Linked DNA regions of Homo sapiens: all the other regions are linked to region 1. The links are chromatin loops, found by intact Hi-C in ENCODE. Cell type or tissue: endothelial cell of umbilical vein. All regions are shown on one strand. Each heading gives the region's core, and the rest is flanking DNA. Links, peaks and the distances in the headings are about the cores only. Region 1 overlaps HYAL4 (hyaluronidase 4). Region 2 overlaps WASL (WASP like actin nucleation promoting factor). Region 3 overlaps WASL (WASP like actin nucleation promoting factor). Region 4 overlaps LINC03043 (long intergenic non-protein coding RNA 3043). Region 5 has its middle 20 kb from the start of ASB15.

Region 1 (6,486 bases), core at 923-5,922:
ACCTCTAACATTAAAATATTTTGCTTTTTCTGCTGGAATACTAAAGAGCCAGCTTGCAGAGCATTGATGTTTCAAAAGAGAAAAAGTTCATCAGAGAAAAAAATAGATGCCTATTATTGGCTGTTGCTCTAATAAGCTTTTATTAGAAAATAGGTTGGCAATTAGTTCTGCGAAATTGAGCACATAGCTTTGAACTTGATGGTTCTGCTCTGTCTCTCAGTCTGATAAATATATATGAGTATATATATTTTTCATCATTGGCAACAAAATATCACTTTGGTCAGTACTTTCCTTAAGGGCTTGGAAATAAAACAGTGCATTTATTAAATTCCTTAGGGACCATGACCTTCAGGATATCTCTTCAAACTCTCACGGTTTTAGGAGCAGACACTTGGCATCTTAAAGGTTTTTAAAACAGAACCCCAATATCATGAAAAAAGAAATAGAAGACATGTAGATTTGGAAAATCAACTCGTTTCACTAATACCTGAATATTAAGAAGGGAGTATATGCTTTGAAAAACTTTTCCAGAGCATTCACTCTAATCGTAAAGATCAGTGTGGATCACCATGCTGTGTAAAGTTAAAAAACATCGCACTGGGTGTTTGAGAACAGGCACTTAGAGTTGCAATCAAAATGAAAACAAATTAGTGCAATTAATTTATTGATTTATAATATCCTTTTCCTTTGTGGTGATTATTTAAAATATTATGGTCTCATAAATAACTGGTTTGAACTGCTCTCATTTCTGTCTTAGATTATTGCAAGAGCTTTTTATAGTCTTCCTGCTTCTCTCTTGTGTCTTTTCCCTTAAAGGCTTGCCTCAACACAGCAGCCAGAGGAATCCAGTTAAGCCCATGGCAGACAATGTCATTCTTCTTTCAAAGCCCACCACATCTTTCCCATCTCATTTACAGTGAAAGCCTGAGTACCTATAAGCCCCAACAAGACCCTCACTCTTTCTTCTCTGGCTCCTTTTACCTAGTCACTGACCTCTTCAAAGGTCTTTAGAGACAGCAGACATGCTCTGCCACAGGGCCTTTGCACCTGCTTTCCCTCATACTTCCCCAGACATCCTCCAGGCTGACTCCTCTTATCCTTGGGATCAGTGAGGCTTGTTACCATCTAGGAACAAATCCTGCCTTATTTATTTTTCTTTGTTATCATAATTTGCAACATACTGAATATTTATTTACTGTTCTTATTTATTATCTCCCTCCCCTACAAGAATTTAAACTCAGTGAGGGCAGAGGCTCTTGTTTGTTTTGCTCACTATTGTATTGTTAATACTTAGAAGGGAGCCTGGTACATAGAAGATGCTCAATAAACATTTTCTGAATTCTTATAAGAATGAACACTAAGTGCCTCTGCCTTCATCATACAATGTCAGTGTTCCAAAGACCACCAGGAGCACACCTGCAGTTAAATTAGTTTACTTTATCAGTTATTGTGGGAAGGGAGGGTGCACACCATGGGAAGCCATGGGGTGTCTCAGTAAGAGGGTATTAGGAGGAAACTATCATATGATTTAGGTTTTGGCTGAGTGACTTGGTGAAGAGTCTAAGAAGGCAGGGATTTTCTCTAGATTAGATGTTGTCAGAAAGCAGAGGCGTTCCTGTGATTGGGTAAAGAATAGCAGTCATTCATTCAGCAAGAGAGAGGGATGTTTGGTATTTTGTGGGTTGCACAGTGACCTTCTTTTCTGATCTTAGACAATATTTAAAAGTGGCCTGGCTTTGTCTCATTTTATTATGGTCTGAGAGTAAACTTGTCCAGACTGGTATTCTGTGACATTGTTTAAGAGAAGCATTATGCAGCCTAGCTGTGAGTGTAGTACTCACAGTTTCTGAATGCCAAGGGTTGCTCTTTTTTTTCTTTTAATTTATCACAAGCAAGTAAGCTTCTTTGGGGAAGGAGTGAGAAGGGAGATAGGAATAAGTAGGGGATAGGAGATAGAGGCTTTTTTGCAGACTCTTGTAGCTGTACATGGTGGTCCTGTCTCCCTCAAAAGAACATCCCTCCTGCCACCTTCTTCACTGTCTCCTTCACTGTCAGGAGGAAGGGGCAGTGATGAGGTGAGGTGCTTGAGCCGACCTGAAATAGGCCCTGTCTGTTTGCTGCTTTTGCCACATTTGTCTCTGGTCAGGGTAAGAAGATTAGAACTATGAAACCAAGGTCAACATAGTAGCAGCTAAACCTTCCTCACTTCCTTCTACTAGAGGAGGGGTCAGGAGAAAGCTACTTCCCTTTACCTATGGCTTTAATGAGTATGTCATTTCATTGAAAATCATTTGTTCAGGGGCCTTTAAAATGTCTTCACAGAAGTTTCCTTGTTGAAGGAAAGGAACTAGTCCTTCCTATATATTCCCAGAACAGACCTTACTTCTAAGGAGAGAAACCTGGGCATTAAAATTTAAGGGACAAGTCCAGGTTAAATTCCTCATTCACTTCTACCTCCAATATCTTGCTAACTCTTTCTAAACATTGTCATTTAGAGGTTTGTTTACAGGAGCACATTTGCCTAGGCGGATTATGGAAGGGGGAAGGGAGAAAGAAAAGGAAGGTTGCTATTGCTGGTGATATGGTTAACTGTGGATAATTGCACAGGTTGCTATGCTACAAGAACTAGTCAAGATAAGGCAGAGCTCAGCGGTGGGGATTTTAATGGCATAGGTGGGGTGAGGGAAAGAGGTCTAGGGAAGCTCTGAAGCAAAGGGCACTTTTGGAAGGGCAGGCTTGGGGAGGTTCCTTGGTGAAGGAAGGACAAGAGAAACAGAGATTGCATGGTGGGACAGGGAAGGGAAAACAGTGTCTGAGAGGGGTCACGTGAGGGGATCTCCTCCCAACAAGCCATATTTAACTAGGAGGGCACACCAGTGCCCTGACCTGGCTGTATAGGAAGCAGAAACCTGACATACAGCAAGCAGAAGACACGGGCACAGGATTTTACTTATTTATTTTGTCTTTTTTGGTCGTGCACCCACACATTTTATCAGGAGCTATGTCTACCATCTGCCATGTAAGGTGCACCTCCAGTTCACCAGAACAAACAGTTCACCAGTTCTCTTTCAACTACAGTGTCTTCCCTGAGACACTGAGAACAATAATAACATTCCAAGATAGGAGAAGAGAATCACTTGGTAACTTTGTAATAAATGAACCAGGATGTTCTATGGTGGTGATGAGGGAGCCGACCAAAGGGGAAACAATAGTCAGTGGAAAACTATGTTTTGAATGAGACCAAAGCAGGAAGTATCTGGCAGGGTAGATTTTTCTTTTTTTGGTACACAAATATAGTCTTTTCTAATGTAACTCAATTTTAAATTTAAAGAAAAGCTTCTTCCCCCTTCTATTAATGAATGCATATGTAAATCTATTTTTCTTACCTGGAGGCAAAATATAATAAAAAATCAAAGAGAAGGGGAAGTTTTGAGTACCACAATTTTTCTTACTCATAAAATTAGATTCCCTTGAAAATACTATTCTCTTCAAATCATAATTTAGAGCTACAGTATGATATATTTCATGCTACTAAGTGGGGTAATCTTATTCAGCTTTGTGCATGGAGGAGTATATTCAATAAATGAAAATATCTACCTCTATAGCTCCTAAATACTGGTGTTTTGTGTTTATCCATTTACTTAGGCCTTCTTAAATGTCTTTGGAGGAAGTTTTGTGAATTACTTAAAATTTTTTTACAGCAGTGTCCAAGGCCTGAGAAATACCATGAGGTTTGGCTGGTGACACCTGGTGGTTAGACGTGATAATTACACACAACATGTAGCACAGGCTTTACTACAAGCCACAAAAGCACCTTGTATTGGTCCATTCTCACACTGCTAATGAAAACATTCCTGAGACTGGGTAATTTATAAAGAAAAAGAGAGTTAATGGACTCACAGATCCACATGGTTGGGGACCCCTCACAATCATGGCAGAAGGTGAAGGAGGAGCAAAATCACATCTTACATGGTGGCTGGCAAGAGAGCATGCTCAGGGGAACCACCCTTTATAAAACCATCAGATGGCATGAGACTTATTCATTATCACAAGAACAGCATGGGAAATCTCGCCCTTGTGATACAATTACCTGCCACCACGTCCCTCCTATGACAGGGAGAATAGGGGAGCTACAATTCAAGATGAGATTTGGCTGGAGACACAGCCAAACCATATCACTTCTCTATAAATCAGAGTTCCTGGTTGTAAGCAACCAAAACAAACCTTGCTTACTTGAGCAGAAAGGCGGTGTCCCTTGAGGACAATATCTCCACTTAACAGTAACATTATGGGCATCAGGTTCAGAATCTGGATGCCCCAGCTTGCTGCTCCTTGACACTGGAATTTACGTCACCACTGGCAATGTCACCTCAGCCTCCTTGAATCTCAATATCCAAATTCAAAGCCTAGATTAGGATGCATCTAATTGGACTGACGACAGTCATAGACCAATACCAAACCTGCAAGGAAGGCTGGGACATTTTGGCTTATTTAATGAAATATGGGCTTTGCCTTCCAAGATACTTATGGTGCAGAATTGACTACTGAGGAAAGGGGTCTGTATCCGGAGCACACAGCCAAAGGACAAATGTCTACTGGACACCTTAATCTCACTAGGCATCAGGCATAACCACAATGCATTTTCATCTTAATGACACACAAGACTGCAAACGTTTTATGCCATCAAACCCTTTGATGAGCTTTTACAAAAATAATTTCATAGTAGTTTTACAAAGAGATGACTAAAAAATAACTTGACAAAGTAGCCACTATCGTCTTCCCTCTTCTACTATCCAAACACCTACCTATCTTCTCTTTCTCTCTCTTTTTTTTTTTTTTTTTTTTGAGACTGAGTCTCGCTCTGTTGCCAGGCTGGAGGGCAGTGGTGTGATCTTGGTTCACTGCAACCGCCACCTCCCAGGTTGAAGCGATTCTCCTGCCTCAGCCTCCTCAGTAGCTGGGACTACAGGCATGTGCCACCACGCCAAGCTAATTTTTGTATTTTTGGTAGAGATGGGGTTTCCCCATGTTGGCCAGGATGGTCTTGATCTCTTGACCTTGTGACCATCTCGGCCTCACCAAAGTGCTGGGATTATAGGCGTGAGCCACCCTGCCTGGCTCTATCTTCTCTTTTAACTCCAGTGTCTTCCCTGAGACATTCTGTTACACCAGGGGTTTGGTCTAGGTCCTGTTGCTTGCTGCAGAGAAAGCCAATCACTGAGTCAAGGAGTATTGCTGGGGAAGAAGGCCTTATTTGGGTGCTGCAGCCAAGGAGAATAAAGGATCAGTCTGGAATCCATCTCCCCAAGCAACTAAAATTTGGGGTCTATAAAGTAGGGAAGAAAAGTAACTATGTGTGGGAAAACAGGAATTAAGGAAGGGTAAGAAAGAGGACTTGGTCAACAGGCAAGTGGTCAGTTAGGCAATCATGATGAGTGAGGCATCTGGTGTCTCATTGTTTAGATGTGATAATCTGGTAAGTTTCAGTTCCTTGAAACATTCTGGGAGGCTTGATGGTTGGTTTACCGAGAAAGGAACCCAGATAAGACAAATATAACTTTCTTAAGTTTTACCCTGGGAGGGTCAATTTCTAAGTTTATTCAGAAGAAACCCAAAACATCTATTCTTTGGGATAGTTGGGCTGGTTTTAATTTCTTGCCACTCAAATCACTTTCCTTTCCATTCCTACCTACTGCTTACTCCAAGAAGTAATTGCTCCAATAAATTATCATGTAGTACTTGTTATGCATTTTTATTATTTAAATTTTACATCACCTTGCCTTCCATATAAAGTGACATCAGGCAAGCCTTTTCATCTCTCTAAGCCTCAGTTTCCCCATTTGTAAAATGGAAATGTAATTATAAGCCTTATGTAGTTATTACAAGTTTAAAAAAAATATTTACAAAGCAGTTAAGCACAATGCCTGGGATTTGATGAGTTTTGCAAAATGATGGTAAATATTATTTCACATCTTTATCTGATCATGAACTCCTTAAAGGCAAGGACTACATCTTATTCATTTTGTTTTCTGGACATGGGGTCTGGTGCTCCATGAATGTTTGTTGAATTGCATTTCCTGCCCCTGAATAGAAGCTAGGTCTCTACATATGCTTCTATATCTCAATTTATTTATAGGCCTCTTTGAGACCTTTAAGTGATACACTTTACAAATAGTCATATATAATAATAATATCTATTTATTATTTGAGTCTTTTTCCTCAAAACTATGACTAACAGAAAATTAAATCTCTCCACAGGTCTTCTAGAGTGCACTAAAGCAGAAGATAACGTAACATTTTTATCTTACCATGAAAGTATTATCTGAAGGACAGTTAAAGCTTTGTGTTGTTCAACCAGTACATCTCACTTCATGGCTCCTTATATTTTTTATTCTAAAGTCTATCTCTTGTCTAAAACCTGCTCGACTTCCAATTTATCAAAGGAAACCTTTTATAGCTGCTTGGAATGCTCCAACAGATCAGTGT
Region 2 (6,486 bases), core at 833-5,832, 180 kb before region 1:
CTTAATTCTACTTGCTGAGCATTCCCCAATCACCACAATATGCTTAGGAACACACTCTCCTTTCTGTTCTCTGCCTCCTTAGATTCCCACCCTGGTTTAAAAAAAAAAAAAAAAAAAATTTGGTCAGACGCTGATTTAAAGAACTAAATTATACTTGCCTTTAACACAACTATAGAACTGAGACATAAACAGCTTTGTTTTCCCATAGTTAACCGGACATGATAATGCCTTTTCATTTGTTTCTTGTATTTGTTTCACAAATACGAGATCCACATTTTATTTTCCTGCCTCTTTTCCGGTAAGGTTGAAATACATGCAACCAAGTTAGGATCTCCCTCTCTCTCATCAATAATAAAGCCAGGAAGTTGGATTTGAAGCATTGTTTGTCCTTGTGGTCCTTGGAAGAACTCCCGGTCTTTAAATTGACAGTGCAGCTGTTGATCAAAATTATTCAGAAAATTAATATATTCTTAATTTTCTGTCAGACAAGTTGATTGTAGACTTATGAAATACTTATGTCTAAGTAAAAACAATGCCTATAGTTTCTGTAAGAAACTAACAAAAATAATTTGGATGTAGAATGAAAAGCTCAACCTCATTTCAACTCTGTACTAGATGACAGAAGTGCCCTGTGATGACCAAATGCTCGGGCAATGTAGGGTGACTGCCGCCAATGAGCCAAAATACAATCACATGCATCAGAGTCAGAGGCTGGCTCCTCAAAACAAGCCAGCTTTTCTGGTTAGAGATGGACATAGGATGTTGGCGGCATCTATCAACACCCAGATGATATGAGAAAGGGTGACATTTGTAGCCATATACCTTTCAGAAACAAACTAAATCTGCATTTATCCTTAAGAAAAAGAGAAAGGCATACAATAGGATTATGGTGCATGAGAAAGAGCAGCTGAACTAGTCAGATCTGGCTTCTAGTAGATACTTTAACCTCGGGCAAGCCCCACAAGCACTGTGAATATGAATGAGGACCCTCACCTGCAAAATTAGAGAACAGGCTTGGTGGTGTCCACATGCCTGTTCTCATGTAACTCATGTAACTCAATGGTCCAAACGTCTTTCATTTATGAAATAAGTATTTTAGATTTAAATGATGTAAATGTGGGTGGGGACCTATCCTATCCACTGTTGTATCTTAATGTCCACCACACATTTAGTTCATAATATGATATTGATGCTTAAAAAAATCCTTAAAATTAGGCTTTGATGAAAATCTTCACACATCTAGCAACAGCTAAGACAAGACAAAATTTAGGTCATGAAATGCTAAGCAATTCAAGACAGAAAATAGTGTTTTGTTCAAGTTCCATAATGCAATCTGATACTGCTGAAATTGAACTTGCTGTTAAATAGAAACATTTTTTTTTAAAAATCCTAAGGTAGATTTTTTGTGGTTGTTAAATAATTCAGGGACTACTTCAAGTTTACTAGAAACGCCCCAATACACAAGTATCTGATTAGACTGAAACCACCTATAAATTACAATCTCAAAATAATTTTTACTCCAATAATTTTTACTCAAAAAAATTTACTCAAAGTTTTACTCAAAATAATTGTGTGCTATCTTATCTTGACTTGTCAATCTTGATGGTGTGCATGGCCAATTTAGAGTTACACTGGACTTGTGTAATAGTTAACACTGTATCAACAGTTAGTTAGCACAATCTGTGATGCTTTTCTTTTTTTGGAAAAACCTATGGCAGATGCATCCGGAGACAAATTTTTCAATAGGCTCCTCACGGCAATGGAGGATGCCAAGTATCACATACAGAAGTAAAGGCAGTAGCTGCAAAGCATGTTCTCTAACATATTCATAACAGTGTACTATACCTTTCCTAGAGGCTTCCTTAGAAAGCAAAGTTTTTTTTTTAATCCATGAATAAATGACCAAGAGATTATAAAGAATGCTGTGTTTTGGAGGTGAGATGTGACAATGTCAATAAATGTGGAAGGTAAATTTCCCAACTTTTCCATACAGGCTTTTCTATTGTACTATAAATAAGCCTTATCTCTATATTTGTCCTTTAGGAACTCCGTTTCTAAAACAAGAGTTATCTCGGGAATCCCCTCTGTTGATTAGATAAAAATGACCTGACAGAAACAATTCTTAGGCATCTTTAAAAAATTATTTTAAAAGTCTAATATATTCTTAAGTGTTCACATTTGTACAACAGAAACAACTTTTTAATAGAACGTATTACTCTTGAAATGGTTGTTAAATTTGGCCAAAGCTCTTAAAAGGAATTTTGTAGCATCCTACACTCTGAATTCCGCAACTCAGTTTAATCTTCAGACACCCACTTGTGCCAGGGTCAGTGAAACAGAAAATTCTATCTATCAAAAACAGAGTTTACCGTTTAAAATGAGCACCCTCTTTGATATCATTTATTAAAAGCTACTTATGTCCCATACAAACTGCTATATTTGGCATTTATTGAAACTACCAATAAACTCCAATATCATTCTGATTTAGAAAACTTCAACATTTCTGGTATGTGGAAGAGTTCCAAACAGTTTGACCTTGCAATGTCAATGCTCTGTGAACGACAGCAGTGGCTTCTAGGGGAGCTGCTGAGCAGCTGTCATGTTTCCCAACAGAACAGGGTGCAACATTCTTCTGCTCACCATGTTTATTTAATGGCACACTCTAACTCTCAGGGCATGCAGTCTGCTGAAAACATCAACCATTATCATTGATCGCTCTGTACCCTTCACTATACAGTTTAAAAATTTTAAACCTATTTTACTCTCTTAACAATAAACACATGAAACACATTATTTTATTCTATTTGGGTCAAATTAATTTTATTATGCTCCATGATGAATTGCCACCAGTGCAACATCCTATTCACTATACATTTCAAAAAAAGAATTCACATACTAAACAAAATTTCAGTTGTCTGAAAATGAAATGATTGAAAGTCTTTATGAATCTCATACATACAATATGTGGCTAGCTGAAATTGTCTATCACGTAGCATTTAGATATAAAAAGCCTCATGCTAGTTTGTTAAATGCAAAGGCTACCAGACGACCATTTAGCTGGAGAATATACGGAAGGCTTTCAGACAACGCACAGGTATAGTGCTGCTCACAGTGCAGGATGGTAGAGGACTGAAACATGCAACCTTACACCTTACTTGGTAAAGCAGATTTAGTCTTCATGCCTGGACTGAACTCCACAGCTGCTGTGTTTCAACCAACAGTAATTTAGACTTTTTGTAACAACAACCAATGTCTTTTTCTTCTTTAAGAAAAAAAGAATAAATTAATTACCTTTGGCAAATTATATATCCATTTTACATGTTTAAAATTGTGCTTTGAACTCGAAGAATGGGTACTCTCTGCTGAGAGAAGTTCCTGATAAATATATATTATACCAAAGTCAGCTGGAAAATCTAGAATTTCTTGGCCACAAGTTAAGAGAGATCTTAAATTGGCATTACCCTGAAGACATTTCTAGGAAATTTAAAATGTTTTTTATATTGTCAAAAAGAAAAAATTTTTTCAATTAACATTACTTAAAATAATTATAATGTTCCATTTAACTTTTGTACAAACTCCTGATTTTATTGGTTAGTAGTTGTCCAGCCTCATCTGCACCAGATTGACTGAGCTCAAGCCACAATAAAAATGATAGTAAGTAGAAAAAGGTTTCTAGCAGCAGAGGGCACTGTTGTTGCAAGAAACAAAAAGTCTAGAATCTTTCCCATGTGCTTAAATTACTCTTGCAAGAAAGATAACATTCTTTGAATAACTTAAGTATTTTACTGCACCACTTACTGCTTTCAGCAACAAAACCTTTTAAATTATTTCTTATGATAACTAGATGCATGATCACTAGAGATTATGTAATAAATGGTTAAAATTCAAGCCACATCTTGCAGGTCCAGCCTGTCAAGATCTGCCAATACGAGATTTTGGTTGGTACAATTCTAGATAGCGTAATTTTTAGTTGGATATTGTGACTATAGTAATGAAATACATTTGGAACTACATTATGCATATTACTCAATGTGAGAAAAATATGTTTGTATTTAAATCAGATAATTTTCTACCTAAAATTTAAAGTAGGTAGGTATGATAATTAGCATTATAAATATGAAACAACCACCTTTAGGCAGATTAGTGTAGTGTAGAGAGGCAAAGAAACCCTAATTTTAACACACCATTTAGTATGCATAACAAATGTGCAGGTTGTAAAGTTTTATCTTTAAAAAAAAAAAATCTATCATTCAGTTATCTGTTCCAAGAACTCTGACATTGGGACCACCAATCTTTTAAGAAAAATGTAACTCTTCACATGCTATTTGACAAAAACCCTCAAAAGTTATCCAAATCAATGCATGTTCGGTTCCGTGTTTTAGCGCACACCTTTGCCAACTAGATTACATTTTTATGGTTGGTATTTCTGAACACCTCAATCCACACAAAGTGCAAAATAAAAATGCTAAAATTCTACAGTATTTTAGTACTATTCTGATTTGTATAGTTTTTTTAACCAAATATTGGAGTTACCATAATATTACCTCAGTTCATGTAGAATGAAAACTACTCCCTAAATCCCTGAAACTCCAACTTAAATTTTGTTTCAGAGTAATACCAAAAAAATTTTCAAAAATTTTGCTAAAAAGAGCCTGTCACATTTGCTACAGCATAAAAATAACCCCAGTCAATAACAAGTATTTAAGGGCTCCTTATGATCCCAGTCTGCAAATACCACTGCTATACCAATAACAGGCAGTATTACTGTAAGAGGTGTGTTAATCGTCTTCCCCACTAGTATCTCTGTAGTGATTTTATGTAGAGCATATTGCTAAAATTTGAGAAACTACATCGGTGTAGTGATGTCTACAGAACTGTGCAATGTATCAGCTTCAACATTCATATGTAGCATTGTATTCAAAATAAAGGGGCTAAAGAAACTAAGGTCTGCATCACTTAAAAAAGAATGTAGTGCTATACTAGATTTTTTTTTAAGAAAATTTAGGTACAGAAAAAGTAGGGTATGAAAATAGTGTTTTCCTTCTGGCATTATAAGTAAATTACATTAAGGTTTTTGTCAGTCTCACATATAGTATTTAAACTCCCTTGTTGATGGAATGAAAAATATTCACAAATCAAGTGAGCATCCTGGTGTAAACTTGCACACAATAACAGGGAGTAGCTTTGTAGAGGATTACGACAAACCTTTACAGATTAAATGAGGTATTGCACAGATTAAAAAAAAGCAAAAAAGGCAACAAAAATATACAGCAAATTGGTAGAACATTTACATGATAATTTTACAGAATCCACAGACAGAAAGTAGTGTTTAGTATTTCACCTTAAAAATATATATATATATATAATATATAGATCAGTCTTCCCACTCATCATCATCCTCAAAATCTTCTTCATCATCTTCATCTTCATCTTCATCTACAAGAAAATCAAGACAATTAAAACATATGCATAAATAAAATGACATTACATAATTCTTGGGTGGTTTCTCCAATTATTTAACTCCTGAAACACAGATAATGTGACTCCCAGAAGAATCTAGTTACTAAAACAGTTTAAAGTGAATCTAAAGAAATATATCTATAGAGTATGATAGTAAACTAAAGATTAAAACAGGGCTTAGAAGACAATGGTTCTAGTTCCTTAATATCTATGTGACAAATTTCAACCTGTTAATGTATAAAATCATCTGGGTTGACCTTTCTGTCACAAATCCAACTACCTTCTTGTACTCTTCATATGGATTCTCAAACTCAAAACTTCTAACTTTTATTTCCTTCCCCAATCTTCTTTTCCTGCTCCATCCTGGTCTGCTGCTCCATCTCAATAAATGGCATCACCATCCTGTCACATAATCAGGCCAAAAACCTAGAAATTATTATTACTTCCTCCTTTTTCACGATCCAATTATCAAGCCTGCTCTTTTTCACCTCTTTCACTGCTACTCTCCACACCACCATCACATCCTGCTTGGATTATTGCAACTCTAGAGTCTATTTGACTCAGAGCAAATGGAGTGATATTATTTAAATTTCAAGTTTAAAAAATATGTTGCTACCCTTCTTAAAGTCCTCCTGTGGCTACCACTGCTATTTGAATGAAATCTGATGCTACCTCCCTCCATAAGACCCTACATGATTTGTCCAGTTATTGTCTCTCTCTCTCCCCAAACTTCTCTCATATGTACTCTCCCTTCAAGTCACTCTCTCTAGTAAGATGGTCTCCTTTCTGTCCCTTAAACTCACCAATCTTATTCTGGCTTTAGAACTTCTGCAGTAGCTATTTCTTCGTTAAACTGAATCTTTTCATCATTTAGAAACCATTCATAAACTACTTCCTCAGAGAGGCCTTTCCTGACCATCATATGTAAAGTATAGCTCTTCCCCATAATCAGTAACGGCCTATCCCATTTTACTTTCCTCATATCACTTGCTAATATCTAAAATTATTGTACTTTATCTATTAAGC
Region 3 (6,486 bases), core at 530-5,529, 160 kb before region 1:
ACAGTGGCTCACGCCTGTAATCCCAGCACTTTGGAAGGCCAAGGCGGGCAGATCATGAGGTCAGGAGTTCGAGACCAGCCTGGCCAATATGGTGAAACCGCGCCTCTAATACAAAAATTAGCCGGGCGTGGTGGTGTGTGCCTATAATCCCTGCTACTCAGGAGGCTGAGGCAGGAGAATCACTTGAACCTGGGAGGCAGAGGTTGCAGTGGGCTGAGATTGCGCCACTGACTCCAGCCCGGGCGACAGAGCAAGACCCTGTCTCAAAAAAGGAAAAAAAGAAAAAGAATTAGGCACTCTCTTTATTCATATGACTTTTCCGGAACTAAGTATTCAAATAGCAACTATAAACAATCAGACTCACCAGTAAAATATAAAAACAGAAAACAACAAAAATATTTTCTGCCACTTTAGCTTATATAAAAGCCATCTATTATACTATAGATGACTAGCATGGAAACACAGTTGGATAAAGTTAAGTTTAATGATTTAAATTATCCAAGCTAGTATATTTTTGAAAAATCAGCTTCTTATAACCTTGATTTATATAACTCACTAGAGAAAGTAATTCAGCTGTCTCTGAGGAAGATTCAAGAATGAGGATAGGAACAAAATGTAAGTGATATGTGAAATGAGTAACAATGTTTAACTCATACTGTAATCAGACTGTTTCCCCTCTTTCTCTACCCAAAAATCAGGCATGAATATATTATTATGCATCAACATTATCTCTTTAAGTCATTATAGATGAATTTCATTAGTACTAGTTAAAACATTATTTAAGGCCGGGCGCGGTGGCTCACGCCTGTAATCCCAGCACTTTGGGAGGCCGAGACGGGCGGATCACGAGGTCAGGAGGTCGAGACCATCCTGGCTAACACGGTGAAACCCCGTCTCTACTAACAATACAAAAAATTATCCGGGCATGGTGGCGCGCGCCTGTAGTCCCAGCTACACGGGAGGCTGAGGCAGGAGAATGGCGTGAACCCGGGAGGAGGAGCTTGCAGTGAGTCGAAATAGCGCCACTGCACTCCAGCCTGGGCAACAGAGCGAAACTCCGTCTCAAAAAAAAAAAAAAAAAAAAAAAAAAAAAAAACAACATTATTTAAGTAAGACTATAAAGAAAAATCCATATAATGGAGATATATAGAAAATTAGTATTAGATGGGAAATTAGAGTTTCTTTTCAAAATTGCCTTTCATTTTATTAATGAAAATGAAGGACAGTAAGAGTCAGGTGATCTTTATAAAGTCATATGATTAGTGACAGAAGCAAAAGTGTATTCTGATATCTTGGTTCCTAGTCCACTACCCTTCCAATTAACTACTTTACCTCTTTTTTTTTTTTGAGATGGAGTCTCACTCTCTCGCCCAGGCTGGAGTGCAATGGCGCCATCTCGGCTCACTGCAACCTTCACCTCCGGGTTCAAGTGATTCTCCTGCCTCAGCCTCCCAGGTGGCTGGGACTACAGGTGTGTGCCACTAAGCCTGGCTAATTTTTCATATTTTAGTAGAGATGGGGTTTCATCGTATTAGCCAGGATGGTCTTGATTTCCTGACCTCGTGATCCACCTGCCTCGGCCTCCCAAAGTGTTGGGATTACAGGCGTGAGCCACCGTGCCCGGCCAACTATTCTACCTCTTATACCTCTTACACAAAAGTCAAACTACAAGGTGGATAACACCGCTAATTTTACAAATGTCATAATACATTCTTTGTTTGCCAATTTTTCAGTTTTCTTGGTCTGTGGTCCAACAAGTCATTATTCAACAAATATTTACTAACAACTTACAGAATTTAGAAAAAAATGGATTTCTATACATTCAAGAGGTTAGGTACTCGGTTATTTCTGTTGACAATGGTTATTTACTTTAGAGTTTGAAGATGTTAGGAAATAAGTTTAAAATGGTATTCTAGAGCCAAATTAAGTATCTGTTTCAAGCGACACACTAAAAAAAGTGATAACCTGTTTAAGGTATAGAGCCATTTTTTAAACAACATAAAGTATATGAAAGATTTAGTAACAGATGTACGTACTGAAGTCATTTCTAGTAAAGTTTAATTATTCCATTTATGAAATTACACTCCTCCTAAGAACTACTATGTAAACATATAATGAAGGCGGGCTGTTTTCCTTCTTTTTTAAAAAACAAATGACAAATTAACTCCTTCTGATTAAGGATAACTGTTGCATGAAAAGGTTTTTAAATGTTCTTGTGAACAGACATGTCTAGTTAATTTTAAATCTAAAAGAACTCAAGTTTCCCATTAATTACATAAGAAGCAAAGAAGCCTCACCAAGGAAAACAGTTGAAAAACAGGTGGCCTAGAGGCCTCTGATGTCAAGCAGTCACGAAGCTGAGAACAAATCATTGGAAAGCATATATGCTAAAATGTGAGACTGACCAATAAAGAAATTAGGAGTGAGGAAGTTACTGAACTGCATTTTAGGAATGTATGTAAATTCTACATAAAGTATCTTTTTAATAATTAAAATTTGAAAAGGTGTGGTAAACTGATAATCTAAATAAGGATCTGAGACAAAGCACCTGCATAGCTACTGGAGGACATGGTCCAGGGGCCCACTGCCACCTAGTGGTGGTGCACCAAATACAGTAAAGTAATAATGCTGCCTCCTAAACAGTGGTCTCCACTTAGTGGGGAAAGCAAGATAGTTGAATGCAAAGCAGTTTTAAAATATTACAACTTGTATTAATAATTATTTATTTCATTCTTTGTGTATTAATATATTAATTCCATATTATATGTATATTTTATAAGTATACAAGTATTGGCAATACATGCTGTATAATTTTGTCCTTTAACAACACTATTAAAAAAAAAACCCTCCATTTATTTAATGAAAGAAGTCTGAAACCACTGGGCCAAATGATTAAAACTAAAGATTTAAAACCAATGGCCAACTCATAGAAAGAAACTACATTTAATTCTTTTTTTTTTGAGACGGAGTCTTGCTCTTTTTGCCCAGGCTGGAGTGCAATGGTGTGATCTCGGCTCACTTGCAACCTCCGCCTTCTGGGTTCAAGCAATTCTCCTGCCTCAGCCTCCCGAGTAGCTGGGATTACAGACATGCGCCACCATGCCCAGCTAATTTTTGTACTTTTAATAGAGACGGGGTTTCGTTATGTTGGCCAGGCTGGTCTTGAACTCCTGACCTCAGGTGATCCGCCCACCTCAGCCTCCCAAAGTGCTGGGATTACAGGCGAGAGCCACCGCGCCCGGCCTGAAACTACATTTAATTCTAAGTGGGTCTCTTAGTAGGGGTAATAAAATTATGAAACACCACTGTTATATAAAGAATTTTCAAATTCTATCTATTCATGGAAACTAGATGCCTCTTCAGAAATTCATTTTATAAATGTTCAGCCCTCCATATTCACAGTTCCATATCCATGCATTCCACATCCATGGATTCGACCAACTGTGGATTAAAAATAAAAATGGATGGGTCCATCTGTTCTGAACATGTACAGAACATTCTTGCTATTATTCCCTAGACAATACAGTATAACAACTATTTACCCAGCATTACTTCTCAGCCTTTTGGCTAAGACCAAATGTACCTAGCATTTACATCGTATTAGGTATTATGAGTACTCTACAGAGGATTTAAAGCATATAGGAGAATCTGTAGTTACATGCAAATACTATGTTGTTTGTATCGCAGACTTGAGTATCAACGAAGTTTTGTATCCATGGGGGGATCCTGGAACTGATCCAACATGGATACATGTATTTACAACCTTAATTTTAATTATATTATTTCTACAGCATCTACACTTTAAAATATGGGGTTACTTTCCCCAAAGTGTTTCGATGGCACCACTAGAAAGTCTTCTCTGTTGGTACTCAATACTGTATATACTCTCCAAACTCAAAATAATGTAACAAATTCAAAAAGGTTGAAATACTAGGCTTATATCAAGGAAAATTTCTACTACTACATTAAAAGTTCACAGATGAGCAACCTGTAACTCAGCTGCTTCTGTTTCTTTTGCCTCTGCCATGTACTAATTTATATATCCTGAGACATGATATTTACCCTGTGTCTCAGTTTTGCCTTCAAAATCATCTTGACATAACATAGTGGTTAAAGGGCCAGTCTCTAGGGTCAAATCATCTGATGCTGAATCTTGCTTCACTACTTACTAGTTATGAGACCTTGAGCAAGTTACCTATCTGTGCTTCGGTTTCCTTATCTATAAAAGAGATAATAGGAGCTACTTCAGAAGGTTGCTGTACAGTGCCTGGCAGGTAGTAAAAGATCATTAACTAGTAGTTGCTATTATTGTTGTCATCATCTTCATCAGAATAACTAATATTTATTAAGCACTATGCTAAGCTTTGATTACTTCAATCCCCGTAACAGCCCTAAAAAGTATTAATATTTCTATTCAAAAGAAAAAGTGAAACTATACAATATTTGGTACCTGTTAAGCACTACTGAAGGTAGTCAGGCATTTAAAAAATTAATAATAAGGTAAACAACCCAGAATTTAATACAGCAACATTTGGTTCATGTTTCTGTATCAGAAAAAGAAATTTAAGGACAAAATCAAAAGGCAACGTATCTGTTTAAAAGAAACCCCAACAATCACCAATAGCTGTCATATATTAAGAACTCTGTATTATGTAAGTTTTCCTTGAATAATCATTCTAGGTTCTGATAAGAGGATTTGAGATATGCTTTTAAAAAGCAGCCATTTTCTCTATCATAACAAAGTGTGCTGGAGAATGATTCTTTACCTTCATAGAGTCAGGAACCTCATTTAAATACGATGAAAGCCATGGATCCTCTCTCTCCAGAGAAAAGAACATATTTAGCACACAATTTCAGGGAGTTTATGAAGTCTAGAGTAAGAATTTCTACCCCTGAGACCTTATCTTTTACATCCTGGTATTCTGCTTTTACTCTCTGGTATTCAATGTTTTTTAAAAAATGAATTCATAATACTTCAAGTGGTCATTATCAAATTAAAGAGCATTATACAGAGCTAAATTAGTTCTAAATACACCACAACAGTAGGTGTTCATTTTGAAAGGGGCTTCATATAACACATAAGCAATGTGAAATAATATTTTGAAATAAGAATGAAAGGTAAATCTTAAAGTAGGACATTAACAAATATTCTAGACAAAATGTACTGCCTCTAGGAAAAATGTTAAGGTCCGATTGTATACTTAGTCAACTGTGAATCCAGAATTAAAATATAATAAGTATTAGTGATCTTCACCCTATGTATTCTTTCTTCATGTTAGAAAAATATCAAAGAATATTGTTTCCTAAGTCTCATCTGTCAATCATTAATTAAAAATAGGAACACAATAAACTGTATAATTTGATCATAGATACTAAACATTACTTACTAATGTATGGTACATGTTTCCACAAGGATTAACATGTAAAAGATACTAAATATTACTAATGTATGGTACATGTTTCCACAAGGATTAAACTGTCATCTAAAATCTTAAAAGATTAATAATTGTCAAAAAGCTTACCATTTGGGGGATCTCGTCTTTTCTCTGTTAGAAAATAAATTAGAAGAATATTATTAAATATATGTAAGACAACATCAACATAAAAAAATTAATTCACTAAACTGTCTTATTCCTAAATTGACATACGTGTGACTAAGGAAGATTTTTCAGAAGACCCGACATTTAAGTAGAGATCTAAATAAAATAAGTAAGGGAACAATACATTCAAAGGCCCCAAGGAGGGTGCAACATGAAAGAACATCATGAAGACTGGACTACAGTGAGCAAATGGCACAGTGAAAGGAGACAAGAAGGAAAGTCAGGGACTAGATCATGTAGGGTTCCACAGGCCATGGTTAAGGACTATAGATTTTATGTGTATATGATAGGAAGCTCTTACAGAATTTTAAATAGAGAAAGTGATATAACCTAATCTACAATTCTAAAAGTTTACTCTGGCTACTGTATAGAAAAGAGATAGTAAAAAGGATTGAGTAGCAGCAGGAAGACCAGTCAGAGAGCTAGTGTGGCAGCCCAGCTGACAGATCATGGTGGCCTGGATTAGGATGGTAGCAGCAGAAATGGTAAGAAATAGTCAGACAGGACATGTTTTTGAAGGCAGAGTCAATAGGACTCTGATAGGATTTATGAGGGACCATGGTGAGCCTGAGGGATAAGATGGAACAAATGCCTTTTACTGAAACAAGGAAGATTAGTAGAAGAATAGGAACAGATCTGAGTGGGGCTAAGGTTCAGGATACAGGACATGGATCAAATATTCTGCTCAGACCGTGTTAAGTCTAAAGGCTATTCTGCCACTTGAGTAGACAGAGTCTGAAGGTCAGGGAAGATGTGTCAGTACTGAAGAAAAAACTTTGAGAGTCATTGGCATACAGTTTTTGGAACTATAGGACTGGATGAAAGCACATGTTCTTTCTTCTGAAACTCATCTGCTTAAGATGATTTTGGAGAGGTTCCCCTTTCC
Region 4 (6,486 bases), core at 932-5,931, 920 kb after region 1:
GGCCTAGAGGCAGGAGAGTATTTGCCCAGAGTACTTGAGACAAATTCCTTGGCCTCTCTGAGCCATGGTTCCTCATCTGTAAATTAATGGTGATGAGACATACTTTAAGAGTTGTTGTCAGAATGAGATAATGTTTATAAGGTCTGAAGCACAACTATGGCCTATAACAGAAACTTGAGAAATGGTCATTATTAAGGGAGTGTAGCAGAAAGGTATAATTTAAATTGGGAATAGGGGAGCATACAGAAATGACTTTGAAGGAAATTTGAACTAAACTCTGAAGGATGAACCAGAGGAACCAGAGACTGTCAGATGGTGAAGGAGGAGAATATTCTAAGCAACATTAACAACACACATGTACACCGTGCACGCACACACATGCGTGGTCATACACACACACACATCACACATATCCTTACTTCACTGTGGTTTTGTTGCTGGTGAGCAGGTACGGATTCTTGACTTCACCGCACAAAAGAACTTGAGAGCGAGCCTAAAGTAAGAGTAAGCAAAGTTTATTTATTGCAAAGCAAAAGTACACTCTGAGAGGCAGAGCAAGCTACTCAGAGGCAGACAGCAGCTAGTGCCTCAAAGGAATTCCTTTTATGGGAGCTGTACATACATTTTCATAAAATACGACCTGGGAAGGTCAAATATGCAAAGGCAGACCTGCAGCTGGAGCATGCGCTTAGCAGTAACACACACCGCATGTATCATGCCCTAATACAAATCATGTGTATCATTAGCATATAAAATCTCCACCTAGGGGTGCTTTTTTTTATTATTAAAATGAGGAAAAGTTTACTAAAAGCTAAACCTTGATTCTAGCTGCATATGCAGGACACCAGAGAAGCCCCCGGCCACCCACTTTCCTTTCTCCTCCCCCTTCCCTTCCCCCAAGGCAGGAATTTGTACCTAATAGCTTCTTGGGCTTTTGGTGCCGATTGGTTGGAGAATGGGGAAATTCCATCAGGAATAAGAAACTTTTGTTCTCTTTCCCAGGCCACACTGGATGTCAGGAACTTGTAACCATCTGGTTGGTGGTCTGCTGGTATCCTGTAGGACTGCTTACCTTGCCAAAGAAGTGCTGATGCACACAAGGATGCAAGGGATGTAGGGCTGTCTGTGGAGGGGCCCGTGGGGCTTCACACAAGGGGACAAGTCAGTATAACCCCGATATGATTTGGCTGTGTGGCCCCAACCAAATCTCATCTCGAATTATAATCCCCACGTATCAGAGGAGGGGCCTGGTGGGAGGTGATTGAATCATGGGGGCCAATTTCCCCCTTGCTGTTCCCATGATAGTGAGTGAGTTCTCATGAGATCCTTTTGTTTAAAAGTGTGTGGCACTTCCCCCTTCTCTCTCTCCTGCTCCTCCATAAGACCTACTTGCTTCCCCTTCGCCTTCCACCATGATTGTAAGTTTCCTGAGGCCTCCCAGCCAGGCTTCCTGGACAGCCTGCAAAACTATGAGTCAATAAACCTCTTTTCTTCATCAATTACCCAGTCTCAGGTAGTTCTTTATAGCTGTGTGAAAATGAACTAATACAGCTCCCTAACCTTACTTATCCTGCCTCAGTTTGACTGTTGTTTTAAAATTAAAATCACCCTACTTTGAAATTAGAACAAAATCACAAAATTTTATTAATTTACGTACCAAATCTTTTAAAACTCATAGGTCTACTTTATATTGCTCGCAATCCAGGAAGAAAAAAGGAAAAAGGGAAAGTGAGAGAGAAAAATATAGAATATGAATGGCAGAGAGAAAAAGCCAAGACACACATGGAGAACAATGATAGAGGATGTAAGTGATTCAAGAGGCATTGAGGCAGGAAGAAGAGTGTTGACTTAGGGAGAGATGGAGATGACGGTAGAGGGAAGAAGTGGTCAAAAAGGCGGAGGAGGAGGAAGCCGCAAAAGACACATCCCTGGACTCAGGAAATAAATCACCCAGTTGTCTGGAGCTGAGCAGACTAGGCAAAATGGCAGCATGCTAACCTTGAAAACGTTCTGGAAAAAATTGCTTAATAAAATGTATATATTAGGTTCTAAAAAAATTATCTTTGACATTCTGACTGAAGGAATTCATGTTCCTCATTCAATATGGAAATAAAACAAAATGTATTTCCATGTGACAGAAATATTTCTCACATAACAATTTTCTTCCTTTTAATTCAAGAAACCAGGAAGGAACTTTGCCATGAGAAAAATGGAAGAGAATTTTTACTGGCCTATCACTCATAAACTATTTTTCTTCCCCATTTCTTATCCTTTACTTTCTATTTCACCATACTGCCTTATCTGGTCATGTGTGTATGTATCTCTATCTATCTATCTATCTATCTAATATATGCTTTCATTTTTCTTACTTTTCCCTCAAAACATACGTGCCCTCTTCAATTATTTTGTGAATGTTAGAAATCTATTAAAACATACCATCATTGGCTGGGCACGATGGCTCCAGCCTGTAATCCCATCACTTTGGGAGGTCGAGACGGGCAGATCACGAGGTCAAGAGATCGAGACCATCCTGGCTAACACGGTAAAACTCTGTCTCTACTAAACATATAAAAAATTAGCCGGGCATGGTGGCACGCGCCTGTAGCCCCAGTTACTCAGGAGGCTGAGGCACGAGCGTCGTTTGAACCAGGGAGGTGGAGGTTGCAGTGAGCTGAGATCATGCCACTGCACTCCAGCCTAGGTGACAAAGCGAGACTCCATCTCAAAAAAAAATCAAATAACAATAAAAAAAGTTATTATTTCAACATGATAACCTATGTTCACTGATTATGTTTTTATTCATTCCTGAGAAAAATTAATGTGAACTGTTCATTTTATCACAACTCAATATCAACCCTGATTTTATTTTTAGCTCATTGCTGAAACTAAGAAATGTCCATTGACTTTCTGAAAGCAATAGCATAATGCTTCTACTTTTGTCATTAATGACAGTGATTGTGATAGATGAGCACCTCAAAGTTTCTCTGCATAAACATAGAACTAACTCAGAAAATTGTTCTTTAAAAAATATACACACCTGTTATTAATATAGTCACTACGTAAATACTCAGTCTTAAGACGGAGGAGTATGCAACTTCACTAACTATAATTGTTTACTAAAATAAATATTTCCATGCTATCCATAATGCTTTTAGTAAAAAAGGGAGGCTCATAACAATTGTAGTGCAAATTAAATCTGAATTTAAAAAACGCACAATTCTAATTGTTGAATTCCGAAAATAAATAGCCCAAATCATTCTTTTTTTTTTTTTTTTTTTTTTTTTTTTTTTTTTGTATTTTAGAACTCTCGAGAGATATGTGAAGGAAGGGATCCAGAATCCAAAGTAAAAGTCCACCACATATTCACAGCTGTGGCATCTTCCACCGCCTAGAAACTTACCCAGGAGTAAAGGCTTTCCTAACTCAGCAGCCTTAATGACTTGCCCAGAGGAACCTGGTCCAAAAGGCGCTCTCCAGGTTAGTGTAGTTTGTCCCTAAGCAGACTTCAGATAGTAGGCTGAGAGCGCATTTGGATGAGCTTACTAAATGGAAAGCCTTCCTTTTTTTTTGAAGTTCTGAGTGGATGCTGTAACTTTAGTCTTCCTCCAAAACTATTTGGAATCTCTGAAAACCTTCATAAACTCAAGAAAGGACCTATGTTTCTCATGGTCTCCAAACATAGCATTCCCAAGATGCTGCTTGAACTTGTAGGGTGTTTTCTCTGACTGGGCTGCCTTCTGGCACCAGATTTTTTTCTGCAAGATTAGTCCAGAATACTGTGGGAAAGAGCTCCCTCTCCTGCCGCGCAGAAGGTAATGCTACTGGATACGATTGCCTGAGTAGGCTAACTGCTTCCAGAAGCCAAACTTTAATTTGATCACGTGAAGTTTGCACTCTGGTTTGGATAGATCTTTTCTATATTTATAGTCCTTGATTTGTAAGTCCAAGTTTTATATATAAACAAATGCATAATTAAAACATCCATTCTAGATTGCTTGTATAAACAAAATGTATAATTTGCACTACAGATTTTCTTCAGAAAAACAACAATTACTTCGTATGTGCTTTTGGAACTAATAGAAATCTGTTCAGCTGTGATTTATATGCACTTCCAAAGTGAGATTGTTACAGAGGAAATTGTGGTAGTTAATCAACATGCAAATGACTTGTTTATGTATGACTTAAAATGAATTTTGACAGAAGTATGAATGCCAAATTTAAATCTTTAGCCTTGCAATGAAAATTACACAAACCACAGAAAGATCTGACTTACCTATAGAAATATTGAAGTTAAAGAGTTTTAATTAATGCTTGCCAGATTAATACTTTTCACTTGTTGATAACAGGTCAAATAAAAACTCAAAATGCTAGAAGTAAAAAAACACTTTTTTACTCAAAACCTTTCCTGTCACCTTCATCTGCAACATGTTATGTTACTCATTCTAGTAAATAGTTTTTAGGCATGTCTTCAGAATTCAAATTAGTATATCTATGATATGGTTTGGCTTTGTGTCCCCACCGGAATCTCATCTTGAATTGTAATCCCATAATCCCTCGGTGCTGTGGGAGGGACCCATGGGAGGTAATTGAATCGTGGGAGCGGTTTCCCCCATGATGTTCTCGTGATAGTGAGGGAGCTCTCATGAGATCTGATGGTTTTATAAGCGTCTGACATTTCCCCTCCTGGCACTCATTCTCTCTCCTGCCACCCTCTGAAGAGATGCCTTCTGCCATGATTGTAGGTTTCCAGAGGCCTCCCTAGCCATGCAAAACTGTCAGTCAATTTCTTTTCCTAATAAATTACCCAGTCTCAGGTATTTCTTCACAGCAGCGTGAGAACAGACTAATACAATCTAAGTGGCCATACTGACAGAATTATTTTTCTCTGTTTATAAATATTTGAAGTACTACAGTTTCTGAATCTCAAACATGAAAGTTCTTTTCACATTTGTTAGGAACTTTACAAGGTTTTAAATAAAAGAAAGGAGTTGTTATGAAAAAGGAAGATGAAAACAGAAACAAAAAAGTAATTAAAGCAATTCTCAGTAGTTGTCCCTCACCTGTGCTTTAATTCTCACACTGAATTGGAAAATCCCCAAATTAATATGAATTAACATTTATTGAGTGTTCCACAAATGTTAGCTACTATTATCTACTAGGCACTGTGCTGATTGCATTACATTCCTTATCCCCTTTAAACTTCAAGACTTCAAGGAAATTTAAGCAAATTGAGGCCAAAAGAGTTAAATAACGTGACCAAACTCACACTGCCAGGAAGTGGTGGAGCTGTATTTTCAGCCAAGGTCTGGCTCCAGACCCCATGGTATTAACCGCTACCCTGTACATTTCAGACTAAATGATTTATTAACAACTATGATTTCTCTGACAATGCTTTGACATTTCTTTTTCTTTTTCTTTTTTTAGACGGAGTCTCGCTCAGTCGCCCAGGCTGGAGTGCAGTGGCGCGATCTCGGCTCACTGCAAGCTCCGCCTCCCGGGTTCACGCCATTCTCCTGCCTCAGCCTCCCGAGTAGCTGGGACCACAGGCGCCCGCCACTACGCCCGGCTAATTTTTTTTTTTGTATTTTTAGTAGAGTCGGGGTTTCACCGTGTTAGCCAGGATGGTCTCGATCTCATGACCTCGTGATCCGCCCGTCTCAGCCTCCCAAAGTGCTGGGATTACAGGCGTGAGCAACCGCGCCCGGCCGCTTTGCCATTTCTTGAGTACACTACTGGTTAATGAATTTTGTGTGGAACTGAAGTTAGAGTTAACAGAGCCAGGATAGCATATAAAATGCCAACAAGAAAAGAGCCCCAAAAGGAGAAATACTAGCTTTTGATGTGAGAGACAACAGAGAGTCAAAAGAGGATAAGTAGAATAAGACAAGTGAATTTGGTCAGATCTGGGCAGAGATTAACTTAAATGACAAGGCTTCAGTATAGAGAATGGGATGGGTGTAAGAAAATTCTATATATATACATATGTATATATATATGTATATAATGTAGTTATGAGGTGGAAAAGAAGAAAATAGTAATCAAAAAGGTGAAGATGGAAAGGAAAAGAGAAGAAAAAAAGAGAGTAAAATGTATTTAGAATTTTCCACGGGATAAGCATTTTTATGTCACTGCATATAATTTTCATATTAACTGCCAAGCACATAATAACTTAGAATACTTTTTCTCATTTTTAAAGATGAAAGTACTAAACAACATTTTGGAGAAGACTTACCTGATAGAATTTGAAGAGCCAAGACTTGAACTCACATCCTTTGATTCCAATATTGCCCTGTGGGTTTAAGCATAAAGAGGGAGGGAACTATAGAGAGACATCCTAGATGATTTTGAATAGATATCATTTGGTTGCTATATTGAAAATATTTTGGATATTACTTATAGTTATGATACATATTTATTAAACAAAATGGAAAAAACATTTTCTAAAATTTCCTCCTGTTTGTTGCATTCATTTTAAAAGAAAAATAT
Region 5 (6,486 bases), core at 867-5,866, 280 kb before region 1:
TCATTGTTCAACTTAAATGTTGAATGAATAAAAGGACAAATGAATAGTAAAATAAATTTCAAATTATAAAAGTTATTCGTAACCCATACTAGATCATCTATTACTGTTTTCACTATTCACAAGCTACCTGCTGATATTTTGTATCAGTTGGAAAAAAAATGACAAAATTCATCTAAAGCCTCTTGGTCCCTCTTTCATTCTCTATGTTGCTCAAAAATTACCAGCAGTATTCCTGTGACTAGAACTCTGTTTTTTAGCCTCTAGGAAGTAATTTGCCTTGGCCTAAACATCTGTCATTTTAGTGTTTGCCATTTGTCCAGACTGTGAACATACCCCTCTTTCCTCCTTCTACTTATTTTTCTGGAACTTTGTTTCCTCTATACTTTTAGTACTTGCTTTTTTATTCATTCACTTATTTATCTGTGCAAGCTCAGTTAATTTCAGGCATTTGCTTTTCTAACTATTATCACCAGACTGATATTTTTCCTTATTATGGAGACCTTTGCCAATTTTTGTATATACTCTTTTAATATCTGAGCTAATGAGAGAGATTGCTGTTTACCACAGCAATTTCATTCAATAGCTTAGTCTTTTCTTTCTCAGGGAGACATTGAATGCACGGTTAGAATTTTATGTGCTAAAGTCCACCTTCCTCTTATAGATTCAGGCTACTGAATCATTGCTATCTTTAAACTATTTTATAAAGTCTTATTTCCCCTATTTTTGTCAATCTATTTGAAATAACTAGTTCTGTTTGTCTTCATTAACATAAACCTATGACAATGTAATTTACATGCAAGGTATTTTATTTTATTTTATTTTAGATTCGGGTGGTACATATGCAGGTTTGTTACATGGATATTGTATAATGCTGGGGTTTGGGCTTCTATTGAACCCAACAGCCAAATAGTGATTGTAGTACTAATAGGTGGTTTTTCAACCTTTGCCCCTCTCGCTCCCTCCTTCCTCCCTTTTGGTGTCCTCAGTGTCTATTGTATCCATCTTTATGTCCACGTATATCATTGTTTAACTCCTACAAATATGCAGTACTTGATTTTATGTTTCTGTATTAATTCACTTAGGGTAATGGCCTCCAGCTGTATCCATGTTGCTGAAAAGGACATGATTTCATTCTTTTTATGGCTGTGTAGTATTTCATGGTGTAGATATACTACATTTTCTTTATAAGTGTAATTGGGAAAATTTTAGATAAAAATACTTTCTTAGTTATAGTTAAAAATAAGGATCTTAGATTTACATTTTCAGTGAATAACTATTGTTAAATTTGTTTTGCTATGTACTCACTGTAGAGGTTACAATAGTTATATGTTTGTTCTATGAATTCTTTTGTATTACCAGTTCACTTCCATGCAAAGTAAACTCTCTATAAATAGTCTCAAAAATACCATGAAGAGTTGTTCTGATTTCTTTTCTCTCTATTATCTGCCCCACTGTAGCCTGAGGGCTTAATAGATAATTGCAGTCAAAATGAAAGTTAAAACTTAATTTAGAACAAGTTTGCAACATGCCTGGTACCTTGGGATTTGCAAATCTATAACTCCTTCTGCTCCTGGGAGTTGAGTTAATTTGGCAAATCACACTAACTCAATTTTCACTAGGTCTTTATTAGAAACAAATCTATTATGCTATAGAATGCATTGTGGATTTGGCTTAAGACTCCCAGCTTGTCATTATTCAATATTATGAAATTCCTATTTAGACATTTAGTTTAAGTGAGAACATAAAGCATATAATAAAACTGCAGGTTTCTCTTGCCATTGTTTAGGTCTCTAGGTTTTCAATTTAATTCTCATTTATTGAATGGCCACATTGTCCAAAGCCTGTTACACCTCCTGTCCTTAAAAAAGTTACAATAAATCCTGATGTAACAAAGGTACATAAATAATTACTATGTAAGGCAAACAAAATAAATATGATAGGGAAATAAAGGAGGAAAAGAGATTGGCGGGATTAGAAAAATTCATGGAGATGGAGAAGGATGGTCTAAATTGGGTCTTAAATTAGCAGAAGGATTTCTACTGAAGGAAATGGGGGAGTGGCAAGAAAGGGCATTTGAAAGGACAAGATGAACAAGAACCCAGCGAAAGGATGCGTTTTGCCTGTTCAGAGAGCAAACAGGAGTTATGCTAAGGTGGCAGATGAAGTCCTCAGGTGCATGGCAGGCCGTTCTCTGTTGCACTGCTTTTTACATTTTTGGCTTTGCTTGTTAAGTTTTTGGTTTGAGTTGCTTGAGTCAGTGAGTGAAGCAGTCATCACAATCAAACTTGCTAGGCACAGGAGAGGCTTTGAGCTTGCCTCTGCTGTGAGCCACTTGACCAAAAACTGCTCAGGGTAGTTATGTGGCCTTAGGCAATTTTACTTAACCCCCTAAGCCTTACTTCTTCCTTGAAAAATGGTCACAATAATATGACACCTACTTTGCAAGAATGCCATGAGGTTAAATGAGATAATGCATATGAAAACCCAGAACTGCATCATATGGCACCTTTGTGCAGTTTGGAAAATTTTGATCATCTCTCCAAGTGAATGCAACCCTTCTCTAGGGCACCCATGTGGGTGAGTGGAGATTAAGATGGATTCCAGTCTCCCCATAACCTCACCCAAGCAACCTTGTGCAGTATACAACCTGCACAACCGTACCTGGAAGCCCTGAGATAAGGGCTTAGAGAAATGCTTAGGTATAACAAAATCTAAATAAACATAGCCATCATTATAATTATTATACCGCAAACCACTAAAAAAACGCAGTGTTGAAGCTTGGTCAGAGACCGTTCGGTTAAGTCTATTATGAAAAGAGACCAATATTAACAATGCACACCTAAGTCTCAGCAAAGAGTTCAAAATACAGAACAGGAAACCAAACCAACAGGCGTCCATTCCTGTGTGACTCTCCTTCCACTAGATGGTGCTGGCTTTCTTCAGCTTGTTGCAGTAGAACTGTCTTCCACTTAAAAATGGCTTGTATTTACGGATAATTCAGGTGGTATCTGTGTCCCACCAACCTCCTTCAGCTCTTTGCGGAGGAGGAGGTGTTTCTCTGAGAGCATGAATGTTGCTCAGGGCATGAACACCGTTCAGAGGACATGATACTTACTAGATAGTAGAAGGGTATGGGAGATCTGTAAGCCACTAAGGAGAAACTCCATTAAATTCCTAACACTTTGAATTCAAAACGAGTCTATCATCAGTAATTAATTTATCAAATAACAGCATCATTTTACTATTTGCCCTTCTTGGGCATTGTGAGAGTGTGGGAGTGAAAACAAAACATGATCATTCAAGTGAGCACTTAAAAAAAAAAAAAAAAAAGGTACTCTCCAGATACCTAGACTCCATGCCAGAGAAAGGGGATCCCATCCAACTTAAGTCCTAAGGGCACATTTTTGTTATTTCTACCTTCATCTTTTTTGATGTGTCATGTTCTAAAGACCTTGTGAGCTTTGCTACATATTAGGTTTCTGAAAAGTCTTTCGGTTAAACTGATATACATCAAATTGTGAGGAGAATTTGCTACTTAAGAAATGATTTGCTCAGAGTGAGAACACCACTCAGAGGAAATGATTCCTACTAGATAGTAGGATTGTAAAATTCTACTGGAAGTAGGCTGTAACATGAAAATTTTCTTTTATCATTGTTTAAGTCCAGCTATGAATATATCACATATGTTTGTATATTTTCTCCCTTTTTGTCACTCCCAAGACTGTCAAGTTTTGAGGAAAAGACATGAAACTTCAAGAGTACTGTTCAAAAGACTTCTGCAAACCATTTAAAACTATATAAATGAACTTTTTAGGTAAAGCAAATGGATTGACTAGCAAACTGTAAAGAGCTTTTTACCTGCACCAGCCATGAATTCTGGGGCAGAAATTGTGTACTGTTGCTCCATTTCCATTTGTGAATAGAGAACATCTTTTATTAATAGATGAAAATCTCCATCTATATTGTAATGGTAAAATATCTGCAAAACAAGGAAAGGGAGGAGAAATTGCTCAAGCTGATCATGATCTTTTCCTACCTAAAATGCTCCTGTGGCTTCTTCTTGTCTCCTGCAGTGGTTCTCAGGCCCAGACCACTTTGAGGGACAGGTTCAACCCACAGTATGTGAAGGTAACGTCCCTGTGGAAGGAAGGATGTGTGACAATGGGAGATGGGGAGGGGGGGTTGCATTACAATATCCAAAGGGAGTGAGTGCTTCAGAATGTTAAGACTCCACAGATGGCCTTTAGAGATTCTGACAAATAACACCACTACCCTAGTGCACCCCAAAGAGAAAGCCTTTTCTCATTGCCACCGTCCTGGAGGAAGAAATAAAATAAAGCCCCAAATTCTTTACTCCAGTATATAGTTCAGTATATACATATATCCTACATATTCTAACTCTTACCTAAAGCTCCTGCTCATTGTCTGTAGGTTCCTCAATGCGTTCTGTGACCAGCAAGAGTAAATGATCAGCATTCCCCCCAGATATGCCATTTTCCCTCAGATCTATGTGTATTTTCTCTGCCTGGAATGCCTCTCCCCTTATACATTATCTCGAAAACTCCTTCTTATCCTTCAAGTCTCAGCTCAAGACTTTATATCGTCTAAGGCATACTCTTGGTCCCCTCCTGGAAGCTAAGCATCACCTTCTTTTGATCATCTATTCATCCCCTCCACTGACTGAGAGTAAGAACTGCCTTCTTTAACATTTTCATTGCACCAGGCACATAGTAGCTAATAAATACATACTTGGCAAATAAATGAATGCAGTATTATTCAAAGAGGAATATACCTCATTTAGAACGCTCAGAAATGATAACTTGGTACCATGAAAGAAACTAGTGTAAATCTTGTTTTAAAAATTAATCTACTAGCCTCTATTTTAAAATTTAATTTTTATAGCAGGCAAAGAGATGGCAAGCATCACAAACAAATATTGTAGTGGAATTTGGATCTTTAAAATTATAGACTGTTCAGATGAGAGAACATAAAATGATAACATTGTAGACCTAGGTGCAGTGGCTCACTCCCGTAATACAAGCTACTTGGGAGCTGAGGCAAGAGGATTGCTTGAGGCCAGGAGTTCAAGATCAGCTGGGGCAATTATAACAACACTGTCTCTAAAAAGATAAATAAATAGATAAATAAATAAAAGACAGCACTGTAGATTCTAAAACTGAACAGGAAATCAGAGCTATTTTTGGGCCTAATTTCAACATATATCATATGAGGAGATATCATGGGAAGTGGGAACTAACGGGAAACTGGAATTGATAACCATGAAGTGTAGCAAATTTCTAAACTCCTCCAAAAGTCTTCTCTGACAGTGGGTAATACACTCTTTACCTCAACACTTGCTCATCTAGTGTTTGATGATTCTCTAAGAAAATGCAATAAAATGAGTTTTAAATTCTACTTCAATTTCTGCTATATGACATTCTCTTTATTCTAAAGTAGTTACTAGTATAAACTTTTAAAAAGCTGATTTTGATAAATCAACAACCCTTAGTCATAAAGTAAGTCAAACAAAATGAGCGAAGAAAGATTTTTTCGGAGAGAAGGCACAGGAAAGAGGAGTAACATTCCTAGACTTAGGAAATTGTATATGGGTCTTCTGATCCTTAAGCATAAGAACACTGTCTCTTTTCCTCATAACATCTTCATAATATACTGAGAAGCAAAGTAGAGGGGGGACAAGATGGAAAACCAGGAAAGGAAGTGTAGCCAGTTAGTGAGATGATTCCACAATAAAAAACCAAACCTAAAGTTTGCCAAATCCAATGGTCAGTTCTCTGTCCTCATCTTACTTGACTTAGCAGCAGAATTTGATACAGTCGATCACTCCTTTCGGCTGTAAATATTTTTCTTCCCTTGGCTTGTATTCTGTCTCATAGCTCTGGTTAGCCCCGGAGTTCATCCCTTAAACATCTCTATTTTTATATGTGCATGTACTGCTTTGGTGAGCTCTTCTAGCCACACGGTTTTAAGTATCACTAATTTATTTCTTCAGCTCAGACTTTTCTTCTAAACTTGGACCATATTAACCTGCCTACTTAACCTTTCTTGTTAGACTTTGATAGGTATCTCAAATTTTACATGATCCAAACTGAGTTCCAGGAGGATCACTGAAGCCCAGGTAATCAAGGCTGCAGTGAGCTATGATCGTGCCACTGCACTCAGCCTGTGTGACACAGAAAGGCCTTGTCAAAAAAAAAAAAAAAAAAAAAGTAAGAGAAAAAGAAAGAAGTTTTAATGTCCTGATGCACAGAAATTAGAGTATCTGAGGGAGGCGGCTAGGCATCAGTGTTTTCTAAAGCTCCCCAGGTGATTCCAATGCAAGTCAAACCTAAGAACAACTGCTCTATGGAAGTCACACTTAAGAGTTTACATACTAACATCTTGTTCTAAATGTTTCTTAGTAGAATCTATCTTTTCTCCCTGTAATAGATTAGTATAATATTTCTTATAAGGTTTTCAACCACTCAA

What was found. Hi-C counts contacts between places; a loop is a spot of excess contacts. Peaks named below come from ENCODE experiments on the same cell type or tissue, not always from the same donor. Only the 100,000 strongest peaks of a DNase experiment are listed, where the experiment ranks them.
Region 2: it touches region 1 in a loop (15-fold over the local background); 88 of 110 quality-filtered maps call a loop at or near these places.
Region 3: it touches region 1 in a loop (8-fold over the local background); 6 of 110 quality-filtered maps call a loop at or near these places.
Region 4: a loop joins it to region 1, with 4 times the contacts of the local background. A loop is called at or near these places in 2 of 110 quality-filtered maps.
Region 5: a loop joins it to region 1, with 7 times the contacts of the local background. A loop is called at or near these places in 47 of 110 quality-filtered maps.

The regions. Positions count from the first base shown.
Region 1 is chr7:123,861,965-123,868,450 of GRCh38, forward strand. It overlaps HYAL4 (hyaluronidase 4), which reads left to right. Exons shown (of 5, transcript NM_012269.3): 3 at 6,259-6,486. The coding sequence starts at 6,310. Among named protein-coding and RNA genes, the nearest start is that of HYAL4, 20 kb to the left of the region's middle. In endothelial cell of umbilical vein, for the core only: CTCF peaks have their summits at 3,764 (motif pointing left) and 3,965; DNase peaks (open chromatin) are centred at 3,187 and 3,727; H3K27ac peaks cover 613 bases.
Region 2 is chr7:123,679,145-123,685,630 of GRCh38, forward strand. WASL (WASP like actin nucleation promoting factor) reads right to left here. Exons shown (of 11, transcript NM_003941.4): 11 at 2,799-5,436. The coding sequence ends at 5,375. Among named protein-coding and RNA genes, the nearest start is that of LMOD2, 27 kb to the left of the region's middle. In endothelial cell of umbilical vein, for the core only: a CTCF peak has its summit at 3,675 (motif pointing right); a DNase peak (open chromatin) is centred at 3,697.
Region 3 is chr7:123,699,112-123,705,597 of GRCh38, forward strand. It overlaps WASL (WASP like actin nucleation promoting factor), which reads right to left. Exons shown (of 11, transcript NM_003941.4): 5 at 5,523-5,546. Among named protein-coding and RNA genes, the nearest start is that of LMOD2, 46 kb to the left of the region's middle. In endothelial cell of umbilical vein, for the core only: a CTCF peak has its summit at 2,600 (motif pointing left); a DNase peak (open chromatin) is centred at 2,590.
Region 4 is chr7:124,781,584-124,788,069 of GRCh38, forward strand. LINC03043 (long intergenic non-protein coding RNA 3043) reads right to left here. Exons shown (of 4, transcript NR_167671.1): 2 at 6,233-6,289; 3 at 420-493. Among named protein-coding and RNA genes, the nearest start is that of LINC03043, 6.0 kb to the right of the region's middle. RefSeq lists a silencer at 1,772-2,066. In endothelial cell of umbilical vein, for the core only: a CTCF peak has its summit at 3,803; DNase peaks (open chromatin) are centred at 1,888 and 3,758; H3K27ac peaks cover 1,827 bases.
Region 5 is chr7:123,578,103-123,584,588 of GRCh38, forward strand. It overlaps a transcript of NDUFA5 not described here and a transcript of ASB15 not described here. Among named protein-coding and RNA genes, the nearest start is that of ASB15, 20 kb to the right of the region's middle. In endothelial cell of umbilical vein, for the core only: a CTCF peak has its summit at 2,919 (motif pointing right); a DNase peak (open chromatin) is centred at 3,039.